Linked DNA regions of Homo sapiens: region 2 is linked to region 1. The links are chromatin contacts, found by POLR2A ChIA-PET in ENCODE. All regions are on one chromosome and are shown on one strand. Each heading gives the region's core, a stretch centred on a gene start or an enhancer-like site at or near the end of the contact. The rest is flanking DNA. Distances are from core to core; before and after follow the strand shown. Region 1 overlaps RPH3A (rabphilin 3A). Region 2 overlaps RASAL1 (RAS protein activator like 1).

What was found. ChIA-PET counts read pairs that join two places held with the same protein, here RNA polymerase II (POLR2A).
Region 2: POLR2A ChIA-PET joins it to region 1 with 11 read pairs in HEK293T. The contact joins two enhancer-like sites. POLR2A ChIA-PET finds 5 or more read pairs at or near these places in 2 of 52 experiments (HEK293T and activated T-cell).

Annotation. Positions count from the first base shown.
Region 1 is chr12:112,794,889-112,800,561 of GRCh38, forward strand. The region is part of intron 2 of RPH3A (rabphilin 3A); the gene reads left to right. Among named protein-coding and RNA genes, the nearest start is that of RPH3A, 6.0 kb to the left of the region's middle. Within about 2 kb of position 3,648, at least 2 of the 41 ENCODE cell types and tissues checked have a DNase peak (open chromatin) inside an H3K27ac peak, as active enhancers do.
Region 2 is chr12:113,128,261-113,134,085 of GRCh38, forward strand. RASAL1 (RAS protein activator like 1) reads right to left here. Exons shown (of 21, transcript NM_001301202.2): 2 at 2,625-2,681. Among named protein-coding and RNA genes, the nearest start is that of RASAL1, 4.6 kb to the right of the region's middle. Within about 2 kb of position 2,256, at least 4 of the 41 ENCODE cell types and tissues checked have a DNase peak (open chromatin) inside an H3K27ac peak, as active enhancers do.

The sequences.
Region 1 (5,673 bases), core at 2,398-4,897:
AGTGTCTCTCCAGCCCGTGCTGGTAATCAGGAAGCTTAGCCATGGAGACAAATGTGGACATTTCCTTTCTTGTTGGCAGGAGAGAGGCAGCAGACAGAGATTCTGTGATTCCACAGGGGTAGCCTGGAAAGTCAGTGCCCCCAGCCTACTCTGCCTTTCTCCTTCTTATTGCTCCGTACACAGACTGGCTGCTTTGTCTGAAGATGTGCATTTGGTTGGGGTGGCTGCTCTTGGGCTTTCTTTGTAGGCTGTGACATTATGCTTTAACTCTTTCCCTCTCTGTGAATGGGTCCTACAGAGTTTATGGCTTTCCAATAAAAACCACCATGACACATGGACCTGTCTTCTGCCCTTCACCCTCATTCAGTGGGGAGCTGATTGTAATTGCAGATAAGCCAGGAATTGATGTGAAGCCAATGAGAAGAAAACAGTGTGGTTTATTTCTGTTAAGAGCTGTGGCCATAATCTGGGATAAAAATAATTCTGGGACCCAGTCATGGTGGGCTGAAGCTGATGATTTTAAATAATTCAGCTGCCACCCAGGATGGAGAGCCTTGATGTGCTGAAAGAGTGAAGGAGGTACTGCAGAAATAGCCCCCTTCTTTCTGTGCCTCACACCTATCTACCTTCTTAACCAGCCAGGGGCTGCAGTGTGGGCTCTGGGGGCGGTCAGATCTTAGTTCTAATTTTGACTCTGGCATTTCCTTGCTGTGTGACTTCAGACAAGGCCCTTAATCTCTCTGAGCCTCAGTTTCTTCAATTAGGTGTATTAGGGTAGCATGATATAGGGATTAAGAGGATGGGCTCTGGAAATAAATTTCTTAGGGTTAGATCTTGATCCTAGCACTTTCTGATTGTGTCACTTCACCTCTCTGGACCTCAATTTTCCCATCTACAAAATGGGAATAAGAATGCAGTTGTGAGAATTTTAAGAGTTAATGATCACTTTATACTGAGTCTGGCAAGGAGTAAATATCCAACAAATGTTCGCAATCGGGGCGATGTTGGTGATGGTAACAGTGAAATCACCCCTGACCAAAACAAAAGTAGGGTGAGGTAGAGGAAGGTGAGTTCTTTGGGCTAGTTGTGTAGCTGTATGACTCACAAGAGGGAGGACAAAGCTTGGAGACAGGAGCTGCCAGCCCCTCTTGTTCCCCACTGCAGTTCCCCAGTTGCTGCAGGTCCCCATAACTCAGTTTCTTCATCTGTGAAATGGGCAAAATGACTCCCTCTCTGTTTGGCTTGTGAGGCTCTAAGCAACTAGCAGGGGAGTCATGAGCCTGGGGGGTAGGCCCCAGAGAAGAATTCTAGGAGGAGAAGCACTGGTGACCACTCAGTCTTTTGTTCCTTCAAGTCCCTGGGAGGTTTTTGCTGAATCATCCCAGGCTATAAGCTCTGAGCCGTGTATTTTCTCTAGGAAACCTGAGCCTTCCTTCCCTTCCCTGGGAAATGCCTATGGCACTTCTTTGTAGGAGTCCTCAGGTGCTACAGGGTGAGATCCTTAAGGGCCAAGGCTGTGATATCTTCATTTCTGGTGTCCGGGTCAGCACCCAGCAGGTGCTCAGCAATGACTTACTGAGTGAATGAATGAATGAAGCTCAACTGATTTACTAGCGAACATGTCAGTTTGGGGCCTGTGGTCCAGCCAGAGGCCTGCATACAGTAGGTGCTCAGTTAGTATTGATTATGATGAGTCAGTCGTTGGTGAAAGGTTTGAAAGGACTTGGCTCCTGCCTCAGATTTGCTACAGGCAAAGGACAGGCCTCTCTCTCTTCCTGCCATTGCTATTTATCATGCATTGCACATTTATTGACTACCTACAGTATGCCTGGCACCATGATGGGCATTGGGAATAAAATGGCAATAAAGACACAGTCCTGGCCCGGTGGGGTGGTTCATGCCTGTAATCCCAGCCCTTTGGGAGGCCAAGGTGGGTGGATTACTTGAGGTCAGGAGTTCAAGACCAGCCTGGTCAACATGGTAAATCCCAGTCTCTACTAAAAATACAAAAATTAGCTTGGTGTGGTGGTGTGTGCCTGCAACCCCAGCTATTTGGGTGGCTAAGGCAGGAGAATTACTTGAACCCGGGAGATAGAGGTTACAGTGAGTCGAGATCACACCACTGCACTCCAGCCTAGGGTAAGACTCTGTCTCAAAAAAAAAGACACGATCCTTTTTGGGACTTAGATAAAGTAAGTGGCTACCTACATAATGTGATCTTTGGTGGGGGGCTGTGGTACAAAGAGGGCTCCCCGAGTCACCCAAAGATATTCAGTTCACTGATACCTGAAATTTCCATCATTCAAGTTTCATTCTTTTTCTTAAGGCTCTGCTCTTGGTTAAAGAGCAGATGCTTTGGAGCGAGTTAATGCATCCAGCCTTATTAGTCATTCACACTTTAATGAGAAGCTATAAGAGCCTTTCCTAAAAGTGAAGCAGGCTTGGTTTCTTGGAGCAGGGGGAGGGGGCTGCATTACTAGGCTTGTAGGCAAAAGAGGGGCAAAGAACAGAGAAAGGTGGATGTTGCTGGATTTACATTCTGTTGGGGGGTAAAAAGCTCTTGATGCCCGGAGTCATCTGATTTCCTTTCTGCTACTGAATCCCACAGGAGTGTGACCTGGATTTAGCATGTCGCTCCCATTCCCTGCTAACCTCAGACAATTCCAAGGAGTCACTTTTTGCTAGGCAGGACCCCAGGACTCAGTTTCTCAGGTAGATTTGTGGCAAGGCCTTAATAATCAGCTGTCCAGCCAGGCTAGGTCTTTGGGATTTGCAGGCGGTGGCTTTGAGAGTGAATGAAAAAAAAAATTTTTTTTTTTTTGATAGGATCTTGCTCTGTCACCCAGGCTGGAGTGCAGTGGCGTGATGATCATAGCTCACTGCAGCCTTGAACTCCTGGGCTCAAGCGATCCTCTTGTCTCAGCCTGCCAAGTAGCTGGAAGTACAGACACGACCATGCTGGGCTAATTGTTTAATTTTTTGTGAAATGGAGATCTCTCTATGTTGCTCAGGCTGGTCTCAAACTCCTGGGCTCAAGCTATCCTCCTGCCTCGGCCTACCGAAGTGCTGGGATTCCAGCCGTGAGCCACTGCACCCAGCCAAAAGTGATTCTTCTTAGCCCAACTCTGCTCCCCATTTGGGCCAGGAAAAGAGGGAAGGCAGCAGTGCTGAGGGCCCAGGCTGCTGTATGCAATGTCACTGTGGTTTCCTCGAAGTAATTGTCTTGCTGTCATTGGTTTTAATGATATAACACACGCTTAAATCTCTTTGTAATGGAGCTCTGTCAGACTCTGGTTTAGTAATCCATCCAGTGAGCAAGATAACATGCCTCAGGAAGCTGGGTTTTTTACCACCCCCTGCAATTAATCAACAAGAGGAAACTCATCTGACAGCATCATAATGATGTTTGGTTCATGAAGGATTTATTTAGAGAGCGAGGGGGGGAAATATCTTCTCATCTCTCAATATAATCTGAGTGAGTTCATTCAGCTGCATTTTTCTTTCTTTTTCCTCTCTTTCTTTTCCTTTTCTTCCTTTTTAATGCACCTACACAATGACGAGTGGTGACTTGTGAATGGAAGCAGCTTTCAGCAGAGAACATATTATGTAAGCAGGTTTTGGTGCCAGCCATTGATGGCGGGGCGGCATTCTGGGGCTGCAGAGAAGAGAGATGGTTTCTCGAAGTTCGTTGGGAGGCTTTTCATGCAAGGTGCTGCCAAATGGCATCTGTGTGGTCCGCTCCATTGCACATCTTCCTCCCTGCCCCCTTTCCCCTTTCCGTCTCTGCCTTCCTGTGTTTTTCCTCTGTCACTGTGGTGCTAAGCCCCTAAGTCTCTGTCTTTATCTCTCCCCCTCTCTCTCCTTTTTCCCTGCCCCTGTCTCCTTACTTTTCCCACCCCTTAAATAATTCCCTGCTTTCTCCTTGCAGTCTCTCTTTTCTCCCCATCTTTCCCTCTCTCCCTTTCTCTCTCCTCTGCCCCTGGCCTCTCTTCCTTTCCTTTTCTCTCTCTCTCTCCGTCTTCCTCCTCTCCTAACTCCTCTGCCTTCCTCATCTCATCTTTAAGACACACAGAAATTACTTGTAAAGGGAATGCATTTGTGAATTCATGAGACTCCAGGTGATGAGGGCTCCAAGTAGGGTCACCAACCATTCAGCTTTGCTTGGAGCTGAAGGGGGTCCTGGGATATAGGACTTTGTGTTAAAACTGAGAGGCAGACCAGGGATGATGGCTCGCACTTGTAAATCCCTGCACTTTGGGAAGCCAGGGCAGGAAGATCGCTTGGAGCCAGGAGTTTGAGACCAGCCTGGGCAACATGTGAGACTCCTGTCTCTATAAAAAAGTTAAACAATTAGCTGGGCATGGTGGCACACACCTGTAGTCCCAGCTACTTGGGAGGCTGAGGCAGGAGGATCACTTGAGCCCAGGAGGCTGAGGCTACTGTGAGCTGTGGTTGTGCCACTGTACTACAGCCTCGGTGACAGGGTGAGACCCTGTGTCTAAAACAAAACAAAACAACAACAAAAAAGAATGGAAAGAGTACTGGGCAAACTGTGATGAGTTGGTCATCTTACCTCCAAGCCAAATGCTTGGAATTTTGTAGAATTTTCAAAAAGCCAAAGATTCAGCTTTCTGGGTGAGTTGCCTGCCTTTCTGCTCTGGTGGCACACAGTGGTTCTGAAGCCCTCCCAGGCTTGGCATTCTCTGCATGGCTCCGGCATGGACTATCTAGACACACAAAGGCCTTTCCCTCAGAGCTCAGAGGTCAGTCATGGGCAGGAGACTTACTCCCTTCACCTTCCCTAACCCCTGTCCCTGACAAGACTGATCACCCAGCTAGTTATTCGCTCATTGGTCACCCGGGGGATATAGGGTAGAGATTGCAGATGGTTCAATGCCCAAGCTTCTCAAACTTGAGCCTGCATCAGAACCCCTTGCAGGAGTTGTTAAAACACGGAGTTTGTGATTCAGTGGGACTAGGATGGAGCCTAAGAATTTGCACATCAAACGAGTTCCCAGGCAGTGTTGATGCTGCTGGCCCAGGGACCACACTGTGAGAACCCCTGCTCTAGACTCATTCCCCCATTCCCTCCTTTCCAGACAAGTCTTGTACACTGTTCTAGGCACTGCAGACTCAGCAGTGAGGGAGCCGGAGTTCCCTGCCCCCTGAAGCCGACAGCCCAGTGGGTGGCAAAACCAATAAACAAGTAAACACATAAACAAGAAAACTCCAGACCGCGTGAAGTGCCATGAAGGAAGGAGATAGGAAGACTCGATGGAGAATGACAAGTGATGGGTTGGGGGAGGGAGGGGCGAGACTAACTTATAAAAACAGCAGCCAGTGGAGGCTGAGTTTCTAGGAGGAAATAGCCATGAGTAGATGGTGAAGGGAGGGATGAGCCACACCTGGGAAGTGGGGGCAGTAAGTGCAAAAGCAGAGACAACTGTGGTGGCCCCAAGGGACAGACAGTCGGCTGGTGTGAGTGGGGTGAGGGTCACGTGATGGGGACAAAGGGAGACAGGAACAACAGGTTCAGATCAGGACCTCCAGATCTGGTTAGACAGGACCTCCCAGGGTAGCCAAGGAGTCTGGGTTCGATTTTATTTTGCAGGGAGCGTTTTATGCTAGAGTGATGTGACCTAATTTACAATGTTAGTAATGATTGTTTTGGTC
Region 2 (5,825 bases), core at 1,006-3,505, 330 kb after region 1:
CACACACACACACACACACACGGGAATCCAGACACACACACACTCAGAGACCCCCCACATGAACCCAGTTAGAGGCCCAGACACACACACACACCCAAGGACAGCCACTCCAAGATCCTAGATATGTACTCACCCAGGGACACTGGAGCATGTATGAATCCAGGCATAGAAACACACACAGACCCCAACACTCACATACCCAGAGTATCAGACATACACCAGAGATCTCAACACACACACACACACACACACAGAGGCACATACACAAAACACACACATGATCCTACACACCCACATACAGGGCCCCAATACACATCTAAGGTCCCAGATACACAGAGACCAACAGACATGCATAGCAACCAACAGAAACATATGTGCAGATACACACACACGGATTCACACTGAGACAGAGTTGCTCACAGATACACCAAGGAGGCCAGAGACAGAGACACATTTACACATAAGCAGATACACATATGCACCCTCAGAAAGTCCTAAAAACATGTACCTTTGTGTTTGGAAATCCAGACACCAGACACATGCAGATAGACACATAGAAAACAGACACATATGAAAACATATGAAAATAGACATATGTCGGGAACACAGAGACACACTCAGAGATCCAGAGACACACTCTCACACACTTACAATGATACAAGGCAGGTACACATAGAGACACACACACAGTCATACAAACACACAGTCACTGACACACACACACACACACACACACACACACAATTCCATTCATTCATTTGTTCATTCGTTTACTCCATAAACATTCACTTGGACTATGGGCCCAGCCTGTGCTGGGCTCCAGGGATCAGAGGAACAGGTGTCAGGGCTGCTTACCCCACAGACCCCCCTTCCACAAGCAGGCGCTCTCTCCCAGCAATTAGGACATGGTGGGAGAAGTCCTGGGATTGGGGTTAGCTCAATCGCCCCTGGTTGGGTCGTGGGGGTAGGGTCGGAGGGGATTAGGGAAGGCTTCCTGTAGGAGCTAGTCAGGCAAAGTGGGGAGAGACAATGAGGACAAGGACAAGTATTCCAGAAGGCTGGAACAGCATGGGCAAAGGCCCTGTAGCAGGAATGAGTTTCGTGAGCTGAAGGAATAGGAAGGTGCCTGGTGGGAATGGGGGAGGGAGAGGGGCCAGGAGACAGGAGGTGAGCAGGGGACAGAGCACTCGGGGCTTTGAAGCACACAGTGAGCAGGAGGAAGGCACAGGAAGGATGGGGACCAAGATAAGCCCAGAAACAGGTGCACACACACAGCATCTCTGCCCTGACATCCCTGCAGGGGTACTTCCCTTTACCCAGCAGAGAACAGATTCTACTTGCCCGGTAAAGACACACCCACATTTGTGGATGCAAAGTTTGGTTCTCATACCTGTTGCTCCCTTCCTCCCTCCTTTCACCACACTGTGCCCTAAGAAAGAGTGCACATATGCGCGCGTGCGCGCACACACACACACACACCCCGCCTTCTTCCTCCAGCCCAGCGGCACCAACCTCAGATGGACCCCCAGTGCTTCCTCCCAAATACCCTCTTCCCCCAACCTGACCTTTTCCCAGCCAAAGGTCTTCTGAACATTCCCCAGCTCCTGAGCTGAAAGGCTTCTTACAGCCCAGAGAGGGAGAGACAGCAGCCTGGGGTCACACAGAAAATCAATCTGTGGGTTTGGGGTGGTGTCAGGGAATGTATCAAGGGGCCAGCATGAGCACTGGGAGGACAGTGGAGGGGAGTCAGTGGAGGGGGGAGCTACAGCTGACCCCTCCCCCAGGCAGGCTCCCCACCCCCAGCTCTGAGCCCATCTGGACCAGAATAGGAGCATCCTGAATCCTGCCGTCTCCATAGGAACCAAGGCCTCAGCCACCCACCAGCCCACCCACCCCCATCAGGCCTCCAGGGGCTGAGAGCTGTCCCTCGGCCTGCGGGGGTGGGAGCCAAGCAGGGCGCAGCCTGATATCCCCCTGCGAGACTCACTGACACCCCAAACATCCTCACACCTTCACATGTGTCCACACCGGTGCCTTTGTGACCAAATCAGCTGGCATTGGTGTTCACATGCATGTGCAGGGCAGCCATGTGCACGTGCATGTACATGCACCCTACACTGGTACACACACGTGAGCCTGTGCCCTGCACAGCCACGAGGACATACACACGTGGTCACAGGCACTCACACTAGCCCCGCAACATCCCCCACCCCCTGCAACTCACAAGCAGGCCCAGCTGGGCGGGTGCACACACAGACACACATGCACATGCCCACGCGCACAGACATCCCCAGTGCCCGCAGCACCCGGCAGGCCCGGAACCAACCAGTCCAGCCAAGCGTGAGATGCCCGCCCCCAGGGAGGCCACTGTAGGAGGCACAGGCTGGCAGCGCTGAGTCAGCCCCAGGGAGCCAGCAGGGACAGCATTAGGTCCAGAGGGGGAAGGCAGGGCTGGTCGGGGAGAGGAGCTGGCAGTCCCAGCTGGACACAAATCACCCACCTGCAGGCCCGCGAGTCCCCCTCAGGGTAAGCACTCCTTTAAATGTGAATTCTTGGTCCCAGATTCCCCAGGTCTAGAAAGAGACCCCTCCCTTCCTCCTCTCCCCCGTGTCGCCACCCCTCACCTGGCCACCACCTCGTCGTCCACTTTCACTAGGCAGTAGGGGTCGCTGCTCCCAGACCTGCAGAAGGAGGGAGTTCAGGGAGGAAGCAGGTTGAGAGGGCAGCCATGAGTGGAGGGTCCCAGTCATGACACAGGCAGGGGAGTCGGAGGCACAGACAGAGAAGGGGACTTGCCCAGGGTCACACAGCAAGTCCAGCTCAGAAGTAGAACCTTAGGGGACCAGCAGGAGATGTCACAGCTGCCCAGGCCACCACATCTGTGCACTCTGGGCTTCCACCCATAGAAATAGAACAGGGAGGCCTGAGGCCAGCAGGTTCTGAGTCCTGGCCTCGAAAAGCCCAAAGCAGAGGCCCAGAGCGTGTGTGGGGGGGGTGGGGGGGTCTTGAATGCCTGGCTTCACCACCCTCTGGCTGTGCCATCCCAGAGAGTCCCCTTCCCTCTCTGGGCCTCAGTTTCTCTGCTCTATAAATCAGGTGTGATGCTCACATACACCTCCTAGGGGGCTGGAGGAACTCAAATGCTGGGCCGGATCATGGTCTGGCCCCCAGCTCTCCCCTGCAGGGGCTTTAATGCTGTGTCCCCAGCTTTTCATTTCAATGGGAGCTTCCCTGGGAAGGGGACTCCCCATTCCTCAGCCCTCCATGGGGACAGACTCAGCAGACCCTCCCTACAGGCAAAGACCAGGGAACCCAGGCTTCAAAATCAACCCTCGAAATCTCTTAAGATGTGCTGCACCCCCTTAAGTAGCTATGAGTCATCTGCCAATTCAGGCCAGCTGCATCCCCCCTTCATAATAACAGTCACCAGCAAATCCCAAGCTGTCTAACAGGTCCCTCACTTCCTCCTCCATCCCATCATACAGGGCTTCTTTGTCTTTCATCAGGCCCCAGGCCAGCCTCAGGGCCTTTGCACCTGCTGTTCCCTTTGCCTAAGACACTTTAGCCCTGATACTGCCATGGCTGGCTCCTTCCTGCCATTCAAGTCTCAGTCCAAAGTCACCTCCTTGAGAGGCTGTCCCTGGCCACCACTGTCCTATCTAAAATGACCTCCACCTAAAATCATCTTCTTTCTTCTTCTTCTTCTTCTTTTTTTTTTTTTTTTTTTTTGAGACAGAGTCTCACCGTATCACCCAGGCTGGAGTGCAGTGGCGCGATCTTGGTTCACTGCAATCTCTGCCTCCCAAGTTCAAGCGATTCTCCTGCCTCAGCCTCCTGAGTAGCTGGGATTACAGGCACACACCACCACACCTGGCTAATTTTTTGCATTTTTAGTAGAGACAGGGTTTCACCATGCTGGCCAGGCTGGACTCCAACTCCTGGCCTCCAGTAATCCACCCGCCTCGGCCTCCCAAAGTGTTGGGATTACAGGCGTGAGCCACCACAGCCGGCCTCCCTTATTTCTCTATGCGTTTAGTATTGTCTCCCCACCTCCCTGCCACTTCCAAACTGTGAACTCCCTGGGGAGAGTCTGTGTCCCCCACTTCCCCACCCCTGGCCCCCACATCTGGCATGCATTTGGCCCTCTAGAGCTATTTCTGAATGACTGGGTTTATGGAGTGCTCTCTCTGGAGCACGGAGTAACAGTGGAGATAGGACTGGGACCCAGGTTTGTGGGCTCACACTCATGTTCTGAAACCAATGCCCCCTCTACCTATTCAAATGGCCCTCTCCCTCGATGCCCCAGCACCACTCCCTTGATCTCTGCCACCTTCTGTCTCTCCAGTTTGTATAGATCCACAAATGCCTCTGGGATGCCAGGAAAGAGGGACATTGGCGCTAAGAGTTGCCTCCAACCTGAACCTATCTTGCTGGATGAGCCCTTCCCTGTGCCTCGGTTTCCCTCTCTGGACTCCTTCCCTCATCCCCCTCTGGCTGGACACTCCAATGCCTCCATTTCCCTACCTGGCTTCTATCCCTGAACACTTTAGACAGACAGTGTCTTCGTGATCCTCTGTGGATCCTACATCTGAATCCCCTTCTGTGGAGTGCCCCAAGCCTCAGTTTCCTCTTCTGGCTCCATCCCAAATCCATTGGAGCCTCAGTTTCCCCATCTGGGCTTCACCTTCAGACTCCTGTGGCTGGTAATGTCCTGTGTCTCAGTTTCCTTCCCTGGGTTCTCCACCCCTAAGCTTCCTTTATGCAGGCTCCCACCCCTCAGTTTCCCCAACTACAGATGTGGGGTCAGATGGGCTGGGATCCCACTAGCCGAGGGCTGGGAGACACACCCCCTCCTGCAGACCCAGCCTGACCTCCAGGCCCTCCTGGGAGCCGAGCTCAGCACTAGTCAGCTGCAGGGCTCTGACGCATGAGGGCCTTATCAGACTCCTATCAGGGAGGGCAACGGTGGCAAGAGGGGGTGGCTGCTTCCAGACCCCTGATCTCTCCAGACTTGTGGCCTCTCCCACGGCCCCTGACTCAGCTCAGTCTTGGGAAAGCAGGCCCCTCAGCCATTGCCTGCCCAGTCTGGTTTGGGCATGGAGTAGTCAGAGTTCAAATCGCAGCTGGGTGACCTTAGGCAAGTGACTGCCTCTCTGGTCCTCAGTTTCCCCATTTGTAAAATAAGAGACGCCAATAGAACTATATGAAGTGTTAAGCACAGGGCCTGTCCATACTAAGCCCTCAGTGACTGACTGCTACTATTTCTAATAGTAAAAACTCTAAAATTACCTGAAGAGGCCTCCTCCCGGGCCAGAATGGACCCCCCTCAAACCTGGCAATGCTTTAGGCAGAATCTGGGCCCTTTCCCTTAGGAGAAGAGGGAAAGAACACACCCCACCTAAGGGCTCCCATGGCATGGAGCTCCCAGCAGCCTCCAGGAAGAGCCCCTTTGAAGAAGGGTGCTGACAGCTAGGGAAACTGAGGCAGGGTGGCCAGAACCCCCCCTGCCAGCTGGGGCTAAGTGACTCCTCCCCACCCTTGCTCTAGGGCATGACCTATTTCATAGCTCACTGGCCCAGGAATTGGGGGCAGGAAGTTTGGCCAAGAGCTGCAGGAACCAGGCATGACTCAAGTCCCTTCTCCAGAAGAGCAGCAGGTTACCGTAAGCCAGTGTCCAGGTGCAGGGGTGACACCCATCGCCCCCTCATGACCTCTCACCCAGGGCTGGTGGAGGGGCCAGAGCTCAGTGAGTGAGAACCCCGTTTCTGGAAAGAACTCCTTTCACCACCTAGCAGCTGCCAGGCATCCAGCCTGGCCTCAATGCC